Regions from separate parts of the Homo sapiens genome. Here region 2 is linked to region 1. Evidence: chromatin loops called from intact Hi-C (ENCODE). Cell type or tissue: CD14-positive monocyte. All regions are shown on one strand. Links, peaks and the distances in the headings refer to the core of each region. The heading gives the core; the rest is flanking DNA. Region 1 has its middle 10 kb from the start of STT3B. Region 2 overlaps STT3B (STT3 oligosaccharyltransferase complex catalytic subunit B).

Evidence for each region. A loop is a pair of places that touch in the nucleus more often than their neighbours do. Peaks named below come from ENCODE experiments on the same cell type or tissue, not always from the same donor. Only the 100,000 strongest peaks of a DNase experiment are listed, where the experiment ranks them.
Region 2: it touches region 1 in a loop (2.1-fold over the local background); 7 of 110 quality-filtered maps call a loop at or near these places.

Annotation. Positions count from the first base shown.
Region 1 is chr3:31,516,311-31,529,214 of GRCh38, forward strand. No RefSeq gene overlaps it. Among named protein-coding and RNA genes, the nearest start is that of STT3B, 10 kb to the right of the region's middle. RefSeq lists an enhancer at 10,541-11,041. In CD14-positive monocyte, for the core only: no CTCF peak of the experiment used is centred there; a DNase peak (open chromatin) is centred at 6,041; H3K4me3 peaks cover 795 bases; H3K27ac peaks cover 1,105 bases.
Region 2 is chr3:31,568,356-31,576,355 of GRCh38, forward strand. The region is part of intron 1 of STT3B (STT3 oligosaccharyltransferase complex catalytic subunit B); the gene reads left to right. Among named protein-coding and RNA genes, the nearest start is that of STT3B, 39 kb to the left of the region's middle. In CD14-positive monocyte, for the core only: no CTCF peak of the experiment used is centred there; a DNase peak (open chromatin) is centred at 4,996; H3K27ac peaks cover 1,721 bases.

The sequences.
Region 1 (12,904 bases), core at 1,969-9,968:
TGTGTGCCTGTAGTCCCAGCTACTCAGGAGGCTGAGGTGGGAGGATCACTTGAGCCTGGGGGGATCACTCAAGGTTGCAGGGTTGTAGTGAGCCAAGATCAAGCCACTGAACTCCAGCATGGGAAACAGAGCAAGATGCTGTCTCTTCAAAAAAAAAAAAAAAAAAGAACAGCCTAAGTAGCTTAGTGTATAAAGGATGTGAACAACATTTGCTTAGCAGAGTTTATTACTGGGTTCCTGTAAATTGCTTATAACTGTAAAACAGCCAAAGATTATTTCCAATACAACATGTAAACAAGGTTATAATATGCACCCATTTTATAAATATGTTTTGGCACCTAACATTCACACTCCTTTTGTTAACCTCAACTCAAATTCCCATGGGAAATCCTCTTGCCCCCCCCCCCCAACCCCCATTCTCAACCAACATGCTCCAGCTAGGGCTCCATTTACGTTCCAGGATAGAGCACATGACCTGAGGCTAAGGCAGTTATCACAGTTCATTTCCCTCACCACAGTAATTGGTTCAAGGATGAACACATTGTCTGCTCAGAGCTAATAAGATGCAGTGAGAATGCTGGGAATCCTGGAAAAAAGGTATTAGATTTTTTTTTCTCATTTGAACATGAGATGTTGAAATTGTTGGAGATGTGGCAGCCATCTTGAGCCACGAAGGAAGAGCCTGCCTGGGAATAAAGCCAACGTGGAGGTGAATGATACCAAACACATGGTTGTGATGGAGAAATGGCATCTAGTGACATTGTTTGAGCCCCTGATCAAGCTACCTCTGAAATCAAACATTGAGATTTTCACTTTAGTGAGCTAAAAATTATTTTTTTGTTCAATCAAGTGTTATATGAGATTTTGGTCAGAAGGGAAGTTTGGGTATCCCAAAAGCAAAGTGCCCAATTCTGACTAGATGGGTGTAAAATTTAGGAGTCTCTACAGAATTCCTTCCCATTCTTGGAGCTTTTCCTCTGTCATTCTTCCTGGACTCTGCATTGGCCTCTTGGTTTTATTACCTCAAAATCCATATTGTTGGATTCAGAACTCTCCTTTATCTAATGGTTGAGTCTATTATTAGGTAAATGCAGTTAGGCTTACTTGCCTAACATTAAAACTACTTATATAATTAAAATTTTTCCAAAATGACAAATTTACAACCAGAATATATTTCTTTTTCTCCCATTTAAACAAAGCCTTGCATATAAGTAAAGCAGGCATTCTTCAGAAGAGACATACGTTTTGCTCAAGAAATATAGAACTTTTAATTAATACTATGTTTCTTTATCTTAAAGAAGAGAATGTGTACAACATATTAGAATTTATTCTCATTTTTGGTTCACAAATTTGCTACATGGAATTTTATAAACTGTATTTTATAAACTATATTGTAATAACCAGGAACAAGTAATATTTTTCATAGACTGGATTATTATTTTCAATTTATCATTCTCCTGTAATAGATTATACAACCATCTCCTTTCCCATAAGACTTTGTAATGATTCCCAGGAGAATCGATGGTGTATACAGCCCCACCCCATTGATGTGGATATAAATCTGTTTGCATGATTTGGCTTGGTTCTTGAGCTTCTGCCATTCATCCTGAAATGAGGATGATCTGAATAGCCACTGGGTCCAAGGAAACTGAAGAGACACATGGAGGAGATCTCAACTCTGTCCACACCACCAAAAGCTAAGTCTACCTGATATCAGCTGAGCCCAGCAGAATCACAGACTACTCACAGGCCAATGAGTGAAAATAAATGCTTGTTGTGATAAGTCACTAAATTTTGGAGTTATGTGTTATGCAGAATTATTGTAATTATTTTATCAGTAGCTGACTAATACAACCCAACCCTATTATAAAATAATGCTAAAAATAATGCTTTCTCTTTCAAATTTAGTGTCAGGTATTCTGTCTCTGATAATTTATAGTATCTTGAGACTCTAAAATATTTTTATAATCAAAATTTATTACCTTTGCAATATTGTACTTAGGATGGCGAATTGGAAAGCATTCAAGATATACTAGGAGTCACTAGAACTGGATTCTAATCCTGGTTTGGCCACTATAAGTAATGTGTCTTTCACAAGCTGCTTAACCTTTCTGGACCTCTCAGTTATTTAAAAAATGAGGGTTGAACTAGATTCTCTACAGCCAAAATGTTATAGTTGTGGTCTTCAAGTTCATGCAATGTGTGTACATAAGAATGAAATAGAATAATTATGTTATATGCTAAACGATTTCAAATATAGGTAAAATAATAATTCAAGGTGTAAGAATTCTGAGAATGTTTTTATATTCCTGAGTTTCTTAGATAAATGAGATACATGTATCAGTAAGTTTCTTAGATTTAGTCTGGCTGACTCTTATAAGACTCAGGTCTTACAATTTCAAAAATGTTTATGAATATTCTAGAATAGAGAAAGTGACCTAAAGAAAAATGTATTGATTACCTAGGCTGTACTCAGTACACATGTATTAATTAGTCCACTCAGTCTGCATTAGCAGAATACCACAAACTAGGTGGTTTCAACATAAGAATTTTATTTTCTCACCGCTCTAGACACTGGAAATTCAAGATCAAGATGTCAACTGGTTGGTTCTTGGTAAGGGCTCCCTCCTTGGGTTGCAGATGGCTGCCTTCTTGCTGTGTCCTCCCATGGGCTTTCCTCTGTGTAGTGCAAATAAAGAGAGATCTCTGGCCTCTTTTTATGAGGACACTAGTCCTATCAGATTAGAGCTCTACCCTATCACCTCATATGACCTTAATTACTTTCTTAAAGACCTCTTTCCAAATACAGTCATATTGGGATTAGGACATCAAATTTGAATTTTGGTGGGACAAAATTCAGTCCATGACAACACATATAATGAAAAGATAATTTAGTGGAAGGAACACAGATTCTGGTTTCAGATAAGGCAAGGATGAACATGAGATCCTGTTATATAAGGTATCTCTAAATTCTTTCCCATAGAAGAATGACTTATGGGCAATAATACACAAGAAAATTAGATTTTTATGGACTATGCTCCATCTTTTTGCAAGCAGGCCAATCTTTGGATTTGGAGGTGAAGAACTGCTATGACTTTACCCAATGTTTCAATTCATACTTTATGGAGAAACATGGCCATTTCTCTATACAGCCAGGTCCAGACATGCAAGCTCTGCATTATATGTCAGATATGACAGAACTTCAGCTCCATCCTTTTCCTGCATTCTCACCTGGATCAAAAGCAACACTCTAAGATTCCACGTACATGCTCAGATTATCCTACATATAGGACAGCAATCTTGGGCCTGACACACGGAATAAGTATGACGTGCTGAACCCTCTCATCGCTTAACCAAACATACACTGTCACTCTGTCTGGAACAAAATTGCTGAACCACCAGTTCAATCACTTGATAGTATTCTTCTACCAATTCCTTCACCTTAAATTTTACAGATTTGCTCAGCTGCTGCCTTTGCACTCAAGTCCTTTTTTCTAGCAGTAATGTAGAAGTACTCAAATTATGATTTTGTAGTCACACAACTGGGAAGCTGCACTTAGTCTAAATGAGATGGTAGATACAGACACTATGTAGTCATAGACACCTTGAAATTTGCTTCAAGATGATAGCAAACATTTTTGTAAACAAGTGAACGTTCATATTGCAAACAATGCATCAATGGAAACTTCCTTTTAAGAAAAAAACTTTGAGACACTTTTGGTGTTAGTTTTGTAACCTCAGGTAAATATTTTAGTCTTTTAACACTTTGATTTCCTTCACAGTAAAATGAAGACGATAATTCCTACTTTGTAAAGCAGTGGTTCTTAAACTTTGACATTAGTTTGAGAAAAATATCTGGAGTCCTGACTGAAAATGCAGAGTACTTAGGGTACACCCAGACATACTAAGTAGGTGACCCAAAAAGCAGCATTTTTAGGAAACACCCCAATAATTTATGATGTAAGCATTACTGGGCTCTTGTTTTGTGAAATATGATAGTAAAAAATTAATTAAATGAGAAAATATCGAGCACTGCTTCCCTTTCCCATACACGAACAATAATCACTATAACATTCATTTAAAAAAAATAAATCTGAGATCAAGAGTTGGTGACTAACCTAAGTACCCATTGACTAATGACTGGATAACGAAAATATGGTATATTTACACCATGGAATACTACTCAGCCATAAAAAAGAATGAAATACTGTCTTTTGAAGCAACTTGGATGGAGCTGGAGGCCACTATTCTAAGTGAAGCAAATAAGGAATGGAAAACCAAATATTGTATGTTCTCACTTGTAAGTGGGAGCTAAGCTATGGGTACACAAAGGCACGCAGAGTAATATAATGGACTTTGGAGACACAGAAAGAGGAATAGGTGAGAGGGGGGTGAGGGATTAAAAAAAACTACATATTGAGTACAGTGTACACTACTTGGGTGATAGTGCACTAAATTTTAGACTCCGCCACTATACAATTCATCTATGTAACCAAAAACCACTTGTACCCCAAAAGCTATTTAAATTCAAAAATATATTCTAAAATAAAGGTTAGGGGAAAATTTAAAAAGGTATGAATTTAAAAGAATATGATAACAACTTATAAAAATGATAATATGGTATTTTCTTTCATATGCAAAACAAAAGTGTTGCTGTCTTTCTTTCTTTCTTTGCTTTCTTTCTTTCTTTCTTTCTTTTTTTTTTTATAGAGGTGAAGTCTTGCTCTGTCGCCCAGGCTGGAGTGCAGTGGCGTGTTCTCAGCTCACTGCAACCTCCCCCTCCCGAGTTCAAGCAATTCTCCTGCCTCAGCCTCCCAAGTAGCTGGGACTACAGGCGCATGCCGCCACACCCAGCTAATTTATTTTGTATTTTAGAAGAGACGGGGTTTCACTATGTAGCCCAGGCTGGTCTCGAACTCCTGAGCTCAGGCAATCTGCCTGCCTTGGGCTCCCAAAGTGCTAGGATTACAGGCGTGAGGGTGGCTACTTTCAAGACACACTTGAACCCCTCTCACTCCCCAAAAACCAAAGTAACAAGTATATATCTAGGTGCAAACAAACTAGTCTAGGAACAGCCTAGACAAGATGCAGGCCAGTTACTGTGCTCTTTTCTAAGAGGCTTCAGCATGATGTCAGAGCCACAGCCCCCTGTTGGAGGCTTATTGTACATAAGTGACCATATATTGCAGCGTGTGGCCCTACTACCCTAGCCACAACTGACAAGGCCAGAGAAATAAGCCTGGTCTAAAAGTCTGCCAATGTCTCCTAGCCTATAGAGTGAGTGACCCAGTACGACAACCCAATAAGAGAAGGCTATACTGGAGGGTAACTTCTTGACCCAACCACATCTTCTCTCCTTGGGAGCTCCAATCTGAGTCATACTTGCATTTGAGAGGAATGCTGAAGCAGTGTTCCATCCATATCCAAGATCCTCAGATTACACACACATTTGTGTGTACCCTTCCCTGGATCTTTTCCTCCCAATGACCAGAAAGCTGGAAGTGCCTAGAAGCTCATGCATCTTCTCAATTAGTCAATGACTGAGAGGTGTCAGTCTGGGATGAGACTAAAGGACTCTCCATGGTCTTTGCCTGAGATTGCATCGTTGCTTGGCTTCTTAACCTTCTCCTTCCCCTACTGATATTTCCTGAGAGCAATTAATAACTCACCTTAACAAATCACACAAAAGTTCTGGCTCTGCTTCTGAAGAAACTTATATAAGACAGATGCACGAAGATTTCATGAGAAGCAGAGAGATATTCAAGAGGAGGCAATCAGTAAGTGACCCAAATATAACTGTTCAACTCCAGGATGGCTTAAGCCAATGAATGTTTCTTATTCTCTTGGCAGAATAAGAGCAGTAGGAGCCAGAGGGAAGTCTATGTTAAGAGCCTAGGAGAACACTAGTGAGTGAGTTAGGGGGAGGAGAGGCAGTCACAAAGGAAACCAAGGCAGAACAGTGGAGAAAGCGTCTGGACAGGGTGTGGGGTAGGGAGCTGCTGAGTACAGGAAAGATGACAGGTCATGCTGCTGGCTTAGTAGAGTTTTGTTGAGCCACCAGAACCACTGTATGACATAACTTCCTGTTTTCTATGATGTATGGCTCTACAGCTGCAATGATATCTGTCTGTTACTCCTCTGTGTATCCTTTTTAATAAACTCCATTACCCAGTGACCCAAATATAACTCTGTTCTTTGAAAACTCAAAGGGCCTAAGAAACCCACACTGTCAGAAGTAGAAATAACACCCCAATCATATGCTTGTACAATGTTTTAGATGTTTAGATTATATATTAAGTAGGTCCGTTCAGCTCCTTTTAATTTCGTTTTTATTATTAAAATTATAATGTGTTTTCTATGTTATAACATCTAGCTAATGCAAACTCCATTCTTTATTGTGTCACTAATTTAATAACCAACAAAATCCCTTCTAATTCCTTAGTAAATGAATTTGTTCTGTGTAATTATTAAGTGGAATACATTTCTTCAGTATAAAATTTATTGTACCTAAATTTAAAATTAAACATTTGACATATCAACAATTTACAACAATAACAAGTAGAGGGATTTTCTTAAATGTATAATTCTGAAGCTCAACATATTAAGTTCTCTTGTTAAGCCAGAGAGAGTCCCTATTTCAAATTTTCTGTTTTCTTGACGCCTATAGGTTGAAATCTTTGTTTTATAGGCTTCTGCTTGGAACTTCACTGACTCATTTTATGGTCGACCACATAAGAACATAGCTTAATAAATTCTCTTAAAAATAAAGTGCAGATATTGATTCTGTGATTGCTTGGATTAAATTTTTAAAAATACGAACACAAATCTATGGGCATAGGTGATGGTATTGCATCTGAAGCACCGTAATTGCAGTTAAACTGCATTGAAAGAAAACATTTGCTGAAGTAACCTATTTATTCATCTACTTCTATAAAGCTCTCAGGAAACAGCGGACCGTTTAGTTATACATCAGGAAGGCACACAAATTAACGACACTAAAACTAAATAAAACAATTCCCTTTCCATCAGGGGAGGTGTTTGCTAACAATTACTTTACCTAAAAAAAATTCTATCTGAATTTCTTAACACATCATAAAAAATCGCTTCATTGCTTCAAAGATACTTTCAGGAAGTACATGATCTAGAATAGATAATCTAGGGGATATGATAAATTGAACAGTAGAAGAGTTTTTGTTTTTCAAGAACAGATTTGCATTAATTTAATGCAGACGACCTCATTTTCTGAGCAACTAGCAAATAAAACTATACATGTTAATGGTTTCCATAACATAGGAGCATACTATTCCAATAATTGTGCTTAAGAATATACAATCAGTAATGGCAATTCTGCCTCATTGAGGATGTGAAAAGACTGTCTTAAATGTTAAATAAGTACCCTTAGCCTTACTCATGAAGGAAATGCAAATTAACACTACCAGTTTGTACCTCATTTGTTGGCAAAAAGCCAAGAGTTTGTTAACACACTCAGTTGGTAAGCCCTCAGAAATGGGCTTCTCACACATTGTGGGAATGCAATTGGTACAACCCCTTACCGAGAACAACTTATCTATTGAAATTACAAATGGACATACCTATACCAAATTTTCCTTATGGTAATTCCAATCAACACACTTGCACTTGGGCAAAATTCCTTCTGCATAAACTTATTCATTACAGCCTTATTTGTAGTAGTACAAGACCAGTAAAAGCCTAAACATCCACTAGCAGGTGATTGGTTGAATTAATTATGGTGCATCCTCTGGGATACTATGAAGCCATAAAAAGGAATGAAAAGTGCTCTATGAGCTGATAGAGAAAGATCTTGAAGATAAATATTTAGAAAAAAATTCAAGATGGGGAAAAGTATGTATAGCATGGAAAAAATGAGAAAATAAGAAAATAGCTTCACATGTGTTTGCATTTCCACAGAGAATGTTGAAAGGATACAATATAAAATAATGAAAATGATTACCTATTTGGATGAGGAGAGGGAAGGATTTGGCTGTCAGGAGACAGATCGTGAATGTATTACCTCTGTATAGAGTTAAATAAAAACTAATAAGAAATAATAAAATCAGTTCTCGAACACAGGCTGAAGAACCTTAGCTTCCAAGTTTGCATCACTTCAAGGATAAGGAATGCTCTAGTTCAGGGTTTGGCAAAGTACAATCTTTGGGCCGAATCTGGTTTGCTGCCTGTTCTGGGAAATAAAGTTTTATTGGAACACAACTATCGCATTTGTTTATGTATTGTCTATGGCTGCTTTTGCACTACAATGGCAAAGTTGAGTGGTTGAACCATATGACCCATAAAACCTAAAATATTTACTGTTTGGATCTTTATAGAAAAACTTTGCTAGCCTCTGCTCTGTATTGATATCAGGTCTGAATCAAGTCACAAGTGAATAAGGAAAGGTGTCTACCCCCTTCCTCACTTAAAATACTTCTTCTATACCTTCTTCAATTTTTATTTTATTTTTTTCTGTGTTCTAGAGTATGTGCCTTTTTTAAAATTACATATTGACAAATTATAGTTCCATATATATTCTTCAGATTTTATATTCTTTGGTGCTAATTCTATCTAGTATGCACACTAGATTGTAAATAACTATACTCAGGTTGCTTTCCTCTTGGTTGAAATTCTACATCCTAAATATAGTGGAGAATTATCTTTTCCTTTCTACATCCAGACTTGCTTCCTTTCTGTAACAGTGCCTCAGATTTCTTACAAGTTAGGTTTGACCCAACTTCAACTCCAGGATGCTTAAGCCAACTAGGGTTTCTTATTCTCTTCTTAAAGGCACTTGGTCAGGAATCAGTATATAGTCTGGGTGTGGTGGCTCACGCCTCTAATCCCAGCACTTTGGGAGGCCAAGGTGGGCAGATCACCTGAGGTCAGGAGTTTGAGAGCAGCCTGGCCAACATGGTAAAACCCTTCTCTACTAAAAATACAAAAATTAGCCCAGCGTGGTGGTGGGCGCCTGTAATCCCAGCTACTCGGGAGGCTGAAGCAGAATTGCTTGACTCTAGGAAGTGGAGGTTGCAGTGAGCTGAAATCGTGCCATTGCACTCCAGCCTGGGCGACAGACTGAGACTCCGTCCCAAAGAAAAAAAAGGAATTGGCACATGATCTAAGACAGACTAATTAGAGCCACTGGAACCTAATTTCAGGACTTTTGTTTGTGCTCTCAGGAAAACCAGGCATGCCTAAAGAAATGAAGCTGCAAACTTACAGCAATATAAAGTCAATATGGTCATGGGAGGTGGTGGTGCCAATATGACCTAAGAGAAAGTCTGCTAAAATAATTTCTGGGAAAATGTTTTTCTTAAAAAAGGAAGACATATGTGATTGGCATCTTCCTGTCTCCTAATCTTCTGCCTCAAATGCTGATGTGATGTCTGGGGCTGCAGCAGCTGTCTTACAATAGTGAGGCAATAATCAAGAGAATGAAAACCAATATGCTAAGTGAATTGAAAGTGTATTACTAGGTTCAATCAGGAAAACAGAGATACTCTAGGTACTTCAGGAATAAAAGGTTTAATCAAGAATTATTATTTACACTAATGTTGAAAGACCATAGGGAATAAAGATAAGAGAAGTTGTTGCCTGAAGGTCAAGGTCAAGGAAGGAGACTTTGAAAACTTTAGCCTGAAGGACTGAAGCAGGGAGCTCTCAGAAGTTCTCTAGGAAACTGCTCCAACTCTCAATAATCTCCAAAAAGCTCCCCAAAATTGTCTTAGTCAATGACAATTATGTAAGTTGTTCTCACACCAGCCAAAAAGATGTGTAAATCTTACATTTGCCCATTCTTCCTTTTCTATCTGAAATCCTCTCTGTCTTTTTTGTCGACTGAGCTCCCCTCACTGACAAAATATCATGGAGTCATACAAGAAAAGAATCTGGGAAAAGTACTTCTCAGCTTCTGCTATGCAATGCAAAGGACAGCATAAAAGGGGGTGAAAATGACATCCGAGAATCCAGCAAAGAGTATAAAGACAGAAAAAGTTGAAAGCTTTGTTGAGCAACTGACTTCATACCAGCAACCACCTTTCTCTGAATTTCACTTTATGAGAGAAAATAAACTTCTATTTGTTTAAGCCATTATCCTTTGGCCCTTTTTGAAATCAAATGTGTGCCTCACTGTTACAATGTCCTTCTATGAAAACCATGAGATAGTGGGCATAGAAATGTGAATTTTCAAAAGTACTAAAATAGAAAATTAATTTCCTATATATGATCTGGAATTTTAAGACTAGAGTGTTGTGTTGTTTCAATGGTAGCAAATAAAGATAAAATGTGACACTGCATCTCAGCTGTAGATTACTGGCTCATTTCCAAGTGTCCCCTGCTTGGCTTTGTTTTTCCTTTTCCTCTGCTTTTTTTTTTTTTTTTCTTTTTTTTTTTTTTTTGAGACGGCGTCTCGCTCTGTCGCCCAGGCTGGAGTCCATTGGCGCGATCTCGGCTCACTGCAAGCTCCGCCTCCCGGGTTCACGCCATTCTCCTGCCTCAGCCTCCCGAGCAGCTGGGACTACAGGCGCCGGCCACCGCGCCGGGCTAATTTTTTTGTATTTTTAGTAGAGACAGGGTTTCACCGTGGTCTCCTTCTCCTGACCTCGTGATCCGCCCGCCTCGGCCTCCCAAAGTGCTGGGATTACAGGCGTGAGCCACCGCCCCCGGCCTTCCTCTGCTTCTAATGCATCCTTCCCACACTCCAAATCTCACTTGTCAACATCCTACCTATTCATTTTTTTTTTTTCTTTCTGTCACCCAGGCTGGAGTGCAGTGCTGTGATCTCGGCTTACTGCAACCTCCGCCTCCCAGGTTCAAGCCATTCTCCTGCCTCAGCCTCCTGAGTAGCTGGGATTACAGGTGTGCACCACCATGCCCGGCTAATTTTTGTATTTTTAGTAGAGATGGGGGTTTCACCATATTGGCCAGGCTGGTCTCAAACTCCTGACCTTGTGATCTACCTGCCTTGGCCTCCCAAAGTGCTGGGATTACAGGCGTGAGCCACAGCTTCCGGCCAACATTCTACCTATTCTTTAAGGCCAATCACTTCATGAACATGTCCTTGATGACTGCCCAGACACAAGCTCTCACTCTTCACAGTGATCATGATAGAAAACATTCTCTGCCTCATACTGGATTTTGAGCTAGATTAGATCACAGCAATCCCCTTATCATCTACCGCAAAGGCCAACAAACTCTGGTCTGCAGGTGTGGTTGTGTTTACTGAAGAACAGCCATGCCTGTTCTCTTACATATTGTCCATTGCTACTTTCACACTACAACAACAGGGTTGAGTAGTAGCCTGAGACAGCATGGCCCACAAAGATGAAAATATTTACTGTGTTGCCTTTTACAAAAAAAGTTGCAGACCCCAGTTCTATTGGATTATAAATTGGAGGTTATTATTCATTATCAGCAGCTAGGTATTGCCTAACTTTGTAAGGTGTTTTATTTGAAGCAGGCATTTTCTGGCTTAAAGAAATAAAGAAGCACTCGTATGGGCTCGGGTCATGGAGAATTATTTTAAGGCTATCCAGGGGAGTAAGTCTCATAGCCCATCTGTCATGGTTCTGAATATAGCAGTAGTACCAGTGATATTGTTAATAACCAACATATATTGAATATTTCCTTTGCGCCAGGCACTGTCCTAAGTTATTTTCATGTATTGATTCATTTATTTCTTCTTATAACCCTAAGAGAAAGGTTCAGTGCTTATCTACGCTGTAAAGATGAGGATACCAAGGAGCAGAGATGGGAAGTAGCTTGCCAAAAGCCATGTGACTCAGAAGAACTAAAGTCAAGATTTGGTACCCAGCGTGTCTGCAGAGCCTGTGCTCTAAACCACCACACAGTACCACTTAGCAGCATACCTAGCTCAAATCTTTTTTCTCCCTCTCTGCTTCTCTCCTCTACTGGGGCTATGGACTACCAGGGAGGTTCTTTGACAGGTGCTTGTCAGAAAGGGACAATATAAGCATTGGGAATTCCCTCAGTTACCAGATATTTGCAAATGTCAATTATATTGTAGACCGTAGCAGCCCCCTAGTGTGGTGTGTCTAGTACAAGCGTACATGTCTTGTTGTTTGTGTTTCTCTAGGAAGAATGAAACCCACTCTCCGACCTGTGTCATTCCTGGGACACATCACAGGCACTTAAATCTTTTCTTGATCACTGTGGGAAAGGCTAGGGACTGCGGATCGTAATTTAGTTTTTTCTTGGTCTGATTTGGTCCTGTCTGTGCTTTTGAAACCAGACTTTTAGAAAGGGTGGTATACATTCTCTGCCTCCACATCCCTTGCCACTGATCCCTTCTCACCTGCTGCCATCTGGTTTCTGCCCCTATGACTCCACTAAAATTGACCTTGCTAAAGTAATTGGTGAACTCCTGGTTGCCAAAAGAAAGGTACACTTTTCAGCTGTGTCACACTCCATTTCTCTGTACCTTGTGCTGCTTCTGACTTCACTTTATTTCCCTTTCTTCACTGCTGGGACATTGCTCTATCTTGGGCTCCCTGTAGGCACATCTAAATTTGGAAAGTCCTTAGGGCTCTATCCTCAACCCTTGTCTCCTTGTCTATAGCCTTGATTCCAGCAAAATTTCACCCGTAGCCATGGAGTCCCAAGCCTTTATCCCAGAAAACCCTTCCTCCTGAACATCACATCTCTTTAAGTGTCTGTTATCCAGCTCCTCTTGGATGTCCTACAGGGACTTAAAACATTACATCTCCAAAGCTGATTTGATCATCTCCCCTCCAAATCTGCTGCTTGTCCTTTGCTCCCTATTTCTGAGACATCACTTTCCATCCAAATAACTAAACCAGAAACTCCAGATTTGTCCTAAACCCTACTTTTATTTTACCCCAATCACCAATTTCTGGACTCTACCCTCTTGATA
Region 2 (8,000 bases), core at 1-8,000, 50 kb after region 1:
TCTTTCTTTGGATATGTACCAAGCAGTGGGATTGCTGGATTATATGGTAGTTCTATTTGTTTTCTTGAGGAACCTCCATACTGTTCTTCGTAGTGGCTGTGCTAATTTACATTTCCACCAACAGTATAGGACTGTTCCCCCTTCCCCACATCTTAACCAGCATTTGTTACTGCCTGTCTTTTGAATACAAACCATTTTAACTGAGGTGAGATGTTATCTGATTATAGTTTTGATTTGCATTTTTCTGATGACTAATGATGTTGAACATCTTTTCATATACCTGTTGGCCATTTATAGAGATATAATTTTTTTTAACCTAAGATTAAAAGTATATTGTGGTATTTTGCTTCAGGACATAATCATGAGATTTCTTTGTTGTTGTTTTGAGTGTAAATTAGGTGTTTCAATATAAGATGAAATAAATCTGAAACCAAATGTATCAAATGATTGGATCTCTGACAAGATCTATGGAAGGAAAATGCAAAGGCAGCTCCTTGTGACTTCCCCTTTTTATTTGTAAAAGCCCTGGTTTACAAATAGGTTGATATTCCTAGTGTTTGTTTATGTAAGGAAATAATGCAGTATTTACTGGATACACCTACCAGCTCATAAAGTTCTATTTAAGCTGAGTTTTCTTTTCTTTACTTTCTTTCTTTCTTTTTGTTTCTTTTAAAGACGGGATCTTGCTCTGTAACCCAGGCTGGAGAACAGTGGTGCGATTATAGCTCACTGCAGCCTCAAACTTCTGGGCTCAAGTGATCCGCCTGCCTTAGCCTCCTGAGTTGTTGGACTACAGGCATGTGCCACCATGCCTGGCTAATTAAAAAACTTTTTTTTCTTTCCCCAAGCTGTTCTCGAACTCCTGGGCTCAAGCAATCCTCCTGCCTCAGGCTCCCAAGTAGCTGAGTTTACAGACCTAAGCCACTACATCAGCCATATGCTTTAATGTTTTTGAATACCGTATTGTACTAACTGTGCTAGAACCCAAAAAACATAACCATTTTTTTCCATAAATTGAATTCCAAAATTTAATATCTTCTTGCTACCTTAGGAGACGGTCTCTTTTTCCCTAAATGCCCCTTGCAGAAAAAGTTCATTAGCTCTAAAAATCAGGTTAAGAGAAGTTGGAGGAGGTGTGTTTTTGTTTTTGTTGTTAACTTTTATGAAAATTTCAAATAAACCAAAAGTAAAAGACCATAATGAATTAAACTACCACCAAATATACTTAGCAATTTTTTGTCACACTTGCTTCAAAACAGATTCTTTTATTATAGTTAAAATAGTAAAACTTGCATTGACAGTATTAAAAGAAGGAGGATATATGTGAGATTGGACATCGTTTTTTACTCCTTGATTTCTCTTTTATTTTTATTTTGGTGACTGCTAATTTTTAAAACATTATTTCTAAGCCAGTTCACCTAGCTTTATTGGGGGAAAACTATAATTGTGTGTGAGAGTATGTGTGAGTGTGTGAAATTTTCCATAATAGAGTTTGCATATATATGTATTATGTTACTCATATGTGTCATTATGTATGTAAATCATATAAATTTTATAAGTACATATTTATAAATATATGTATAGATAATAAGCTATATCTACGTATATATACCCTTCATTATGGAAAATTTCAAACATACAGCAAAGTAGAGCTAATACTGTAATGAACCTCCATGAATACATCACTCAGCTTCAACAGTTTTCAGTTTATGATTCATCTATAACACTCTCCTTTCAGCTATTTAAATATTTAAAAAAATATGTAAGTAGGGCATGCCAAAATTGAAGACTACCTTTGTACATACAGGTGTTTGAGTTTAATGAAGAAGGGAATAGAAGACAAAAATTAAAGTAAGTGTTGATACTAGTATGCTAAAAAGGAGTAATTAGCTAAGCAAGCATTAATTGAACCTCATGAGTGAACTGCCAGAAACTATGAGATAACTCCAAGATACAAAAATTACTAAGAAAATGTAGTTCATTGTGAGGTGAACTTCAGTAGAGGTTTCAACATGTTTTAAGAGCAGAAATTAAGGTAGACTGGGAGGAGGAGGATGAAACATTAGAGAAGACTTCTTATAAAATGATTAGGAACTTCAGGTCTGAGATGATCGTATGAAGAAGTGAGAATAAAGTACTTGGCTATGGCACGTTTCTATGTAGACAGAGCCAAGGGCTGAGGAAAAGACCATGCTGAAACATCTCAAAAAGCAGGTGTGATAAATACATTCAGTTTTTAGTTATCTAAAAATGGAATGGAAAAGAGTAGTTATAGGATCAATATGGTCAATCCAAGTACCTTTTTTTAAAAAGTGATAAAAACAGATTTTATTCAGGAACTAATGCAATAGGGAAGAGACATCTAAGTATGGAACTGGGCTCAATTCTGAATACAACGAAAATGGAAGATTTGTAGTCAAGGAGCAGGGATAGGGTCAGTGGGTGGAAAACACGGATGTAAGGAAAGGAGTAGGGGGATTCTGGCTAAACTAGCTTTACAGGGATTCTTGCTGAAGGCAGACCAGGGTGACCAGATACCCTGGGGGATCCTGGGGATAAGGAATTTGATCATATTGAGGTGATCAGAAATGGAGGGTAGGGATTCTTTCTGAACTGACTTAACAGGATTCTTGCTGTAACTGGGCAGTCCAGGCCCAACAGGAACAGACACTGAAGCCCAAGGTCAAAGCCTAGTTGAGAAGAGGGTTTAGAGAAACCTAATGTTTGGTCAAGAGGAGAGTATTTGTCAACTAGGAAGAAAAAAATTACATAGGTATTGCTATGTCTTCTGACATGAACAGGCAGCTCTAATCCTGTGTAGACTGCACTGTCCAGAGATAATCACACTATAGGTTTTATTAAGTGGATTTTAAGGGTAGTCTTAAGGGGGGAAAAGGGAGAAAAAGTGTTACTGGAAAGCCTCATGCATTTTTTTTTTTTTTGGAAGAGGAGGTGTAAAAAAGAGAAGCAAATAAGCCAGTTATGCCTTCAATACTTTGGTGAAGCACTAAGTATCCAAGTATTTTCAGCATCACTAAGGGCTTTATTTTATTCTAGGAAAATGAATTATAGTGCCTACTACATTCACAACCCTTGCACAATTCTCATGCCCATCATCTTCTACTCACAGCACATGCAAAGAAGCCAAAACAGCCATGTTTTATATCATATGACCCTGCTCTTTTGGCTACAGGTATTGGATTACAAGCATGGGATCTCATGGCAGCCAACACATAGATTGTCTGTTACCTGTGATGTGTGACTTTGTACGAAATGATTTGAGCCAATCATATTCTTACTCATATTTACATGAACAGAGGAAAAGAAAATCAGGCAGCTAAAGCTGGAGGAAACAGAGAAGTCCTTGAGATAGATTTGGAGCCATGTATTAGGCTCAGATGCCTTATATTTGCTTTGGATTGAATTGCTAATGTTCCAACTGAGGTATCCTGGGAATTTGCATGAATGAAAATAATCAGACTATGCTTTGTTTAGTAACAACTCAATCTGTAACATAAGTTCATGATATGTTATAAATTTAGGTTAGGTGCTTCCTTTTTGAGATTATATATCATATATATTATATATAATATTAAATATATATTAAAATATTAAATATATCAATATTAAATATATTAATACATAATTATTTTATTAAACATATTAATATATATTAATATATGATATATTAATATATCATATATTAATATATTAAATATATTAATATATAAGTATTAAGATATTAAATATATATATTATATATCTCAAAAAGGAAGCACCTGATCTAAATTTATATATAATATAATATATAGCTAATTATATATGAGATATATAATATATAATTAATTATATATATTATATTATATATATATATGATGAGGAATGCAAGCAGTTCTTATATGTAATTACTCAACCTTGAACCAGAATTTTCTCTTAGGCCCCAAACAAACTTCTGTATTATTTAATTGTAGAATTTAACAGTAAGGAAAACTTTTTTTAAAAAATTTAGTCTTTGACACTTATCTCTATGAGTCAAAATTTTTGCAATTTTGTGAACCAAAACAAAATACAGAAGTAGATTCATGACATGGTTGGCATCATTGCAGCTATGATCTCTAACCTCAAGTTTAAGATTTTTGTGTTCATTGAAACAATGTAATTGTTCTTACTATTGACTAAGTGTTGTAAGTTTGAACTTACATTTATATTTTTAAAAATATTCTTGGCCTGGTGCGATGGCTCACGCCAGTAATCCCAACACTTTGAGAGGCTGAAGTGAGAGGATTGCTTGAGCCCAAGAGTTGGAGACCAGTCTGGGCAACAAAGCAAGACCTCATCTCTACAAAGCATAAAACATTAGCTGAGTGTGATGGCACACACCTGTAATCCTAGCTACTTGGGAGGCTGTGGTCAGAGAATCACTTGAGACTTGGAGGCTGAAGCTGCAGCTGTGATCGCACCACTGCACTGCAGAAGCATGGGCAACCGAAACAAAATTCTCATATGTCCTTTGAGTTTGTGAAGTACCAGATGCTGTGCTTGGTGTTGGAGACACAGTGATGTCTTCTTAGGAGTATTTATCTATTTGAATAGATATTAAGGAAACAGATGTGAAATTTTATCTATGTCAAGATGGAAAAATGACAGAATCTCTTAGAAATGTGTTGAAGTTTGCAGGATGAGTTAACTGGGATAGGGAGGGAGACATCAGTGATACAGGCAGAGGGGATTAGCAGTCTTAACGATCCTGTAACAGGAAGGAATGAGGTGAGCTTGGAGGACTGAAAGATGGAAAGAAGAGAGGTAATACGGTGTGAGATGAGACTAGAGTTATGTATGAGGTAGACTGTGTGGTTTTGACCATTATGTTAAGAAGTGGAGGTTTTTCTGCTTTAATTTTAAAGTGATGAAGTCTTTGAATAATTCAGAGAGTTGCAATATGATCACATTTACATTTTGAAAAGAACTTCCTTCTTGTGGCAGAGTGCACAGATTGGGGAACTAGAAGTGGGCAGAATGGATGTAAAGAGACCAGTTAGAGGCTATTTCAGTAGTCTAGTTAAAAGATGATAGCTTGGATTACAGTGCTAGTAGCAGAATAAGAAAATAGTATACAGATTTCAGAGATATTTAGGAAGTGACAACCTTGTTATGATTTTTGTATAGGATGTGAGAGAGAAGGAACTTTCAAAAATGACACCTAGATTTCTTCAACTTAGGTGGCGGTAAGAGAATACTGAAAGCAGATATAGTGCATATGTTTGTTTTGGGAGTGGATGGTAGGTGTCTGATCAGGAGTTTAGTTGAATGTGGAGTCTGAGATGCATTTGTGACATTCAAGAAAAACATTCCACATGGGTAGTCACATAACACTGGTTTGGACATGAGAAGAAAGATCTAGTTAGGGAGATGATATTAGTGAATTGTGGGCATACTGGTAATAATTGAAGACTTGGGTGAATGACATCCTTTCGGCAGAGATTTTAGAGTGAATTAATAAGAGTATCTTAGGTAGAGGAGGCTACCTATACAGAAAACAGAGAAGATTAGAGAGGTGGGGGTAAAAAAATCAAGAGACTGTTGTAGTCATTAAAGCCAAAGGAAGAATGATTTGATAAAGAGGGAGAGGCCAAGAATTATATAAAATGGAAAGTGAAAAAATACTTGTCAGGAAAACTTTATGAGGTTGGACTCTCATGGTTCCTGGTTTTTAAAATGTGTTATTAGCAGTCCCTTGAAGTCAGTTTTTTAAAATGAAAAATTAGGTTGAAAATTTAAAACCTTGGTATTCTTGCTAAAATACTAGGCCTCTTCCATTAAAATATTTCCAGAAGTTTCGGGGGGGTGTTACTCTTTCTGGGGTATACTCAACTTTGTGTGGTGAATCTCTTAGTTTAACTGTTGTTTATGAGCTTATCTGGGTAGAGCTATTTTTAGTTTTTGCTTCTATTGCTAATCCAGGTGTTTGGATCTTGTTTTCAATGTTAATTTCTTGTCTTGGGAATTCTTTGTAAATTTAGACCCTTGATGCTTAGCACAGTGTTTAATTTAGCTTTTTTTATTGGAGCCTTTTAAGCCTTTAGATAGAGAAGAACTTTGTCACTTCCATGGTGGTGGTTAGATTGTTTTCCATCTTTTACTAGACAGCCTTTCCATAATCCTCGCTTTGTAAATACAATCACTACTTTGTTTCTGGCATTTGAAGATATCCCTTTTTAAATTCTGATCTGGTAAATACTTCTTGGAAGAGGAAGGGAGCAGGGTAGCATTTCTAGCATTAGCTTAGCTTTCCATGTTGTTGGCACACAAAGTTATTACTTAAAATTCTGATTTTAAAATTCCCCTCAGAAATTTGGATATATTACTCCTTTGCCTTATTAGCAATCCAGTGGTTCCACTGAGAAGGTATTAATCTAATTTTGTCATTCCTTTGTAGAAAACCTTTCTCTCTGAATTAATGATTTTAAGTTGTACTTCAGTATTTTGAAATGTATTGGGATGTGTATGCTCTGCGGAAAAAAAATTTTTGTTTTATATCAGTGTAAGAACTAGACTACTTAAATTTTTTTATACTTTTTATCTTGTTCTAATTTGCTCTTCATTTTTGTCCTTTATGCTATTTAGCCTATCTTTTATTTTATCTTGGCAATTACAATTTTGCCATTCAAAATCTTAAATGGATCCTTTATCATAAGTCTGTTTCATTAACTATAGACTTTAAGTGCTTCAGAGATGCTGTATTGTTTGCTTATAGCTACACTAGTACTATCATAGGTACTGTTGTTAATCCCTGTTTTACAAATGAAGAAACTAGAATGCAGAGAACATAAGTAACTTGCCCAACCAAGGTCACATAGCTGGTCAGTGTGGAACTAACATTCAAACCTATGCAGTATGATGCTAGAACCTGACCTCTCAACCTCTAGGTTATACTTCCTTTCAGGTCTGAAAGTTTAATATTAATAACTCTTTCAGAGTTAATATAACTCTGGGTTATATTAACCATCTGAATATATTCTCGCTTCTGTTTCTACAGTATTAATTTTTCTATTTGTTGATTTTGATATTTAGCTGTCATGGTGATTGCTTTTGTCAAATGCTTGATTTTTTTGGGGGGGGGATATGTTGCTTATTTTAGTATTGGAAAAGACTGTAAAAATGCTACAAAGCTTGCATCTAGTGATTGTTGGAGTTGAGATCATAACTTGCTGCTGGAAAGGATGTATCAAACTGATCTGGGGTATAAGGATTTCCTGTTCATCTTGTATCCAGCATCGTTCTGCTTCTTGACTCACTTGTCTATGTGTAGTGCTTCTACCTCAGGCAGACACCTCTGATGCCCACTTCCCTGCTTCGAAATAGTAGGGGGAAGGGGATTGACCTGACTGAGTATACCTAATGGCATTACCCTGAGGATTGCTCCAGGCTTTTCCCCTGCCCATGACAGCTGCTTTATACTAAACATGGAATATCCCTGGAATTGCCCTCTATGGTTTGTGGTTTTCTTCTGCCTTTCATTTTGGGCCCTGGTTTCTTCAATTTCATTTTTTCTCATTTGTCTCAGAAATTATAATTTCTTTTTCTATAAGGCCATATTCTTGTTTTATAGTGCTGCTATGGTTTATTCTCTTTATATTTTTAGTGCTATTATAGTTTAAAGCCAATGTTTTTAGGGTTGCAGGATTTTGGGCAATTCTGGTGAGTGTACCGTTTCTTCCATTTTGATGTTATCTTCTGTCAGCAGTTCTTAATCTTTTGAGATTTATGAACTTCTTTATAGCCCTCTACCACCTGGACCCCAAGCAATGGCTAAATGTTATTTTGAACATTACTAGTTTTGTAGGTGTGGGTTTGAAGTTGGGGGCGTTTTTATTTATGTAGAGGTATAAGCATGTTCTTTTGATATCTTCAGATTATGTTATATAAGTTTGATGAAAACGCTCTGAAAGATACATTTATGTAGCCACAGAGTTTAATATAAAGAAGGAGCTATTTCTATT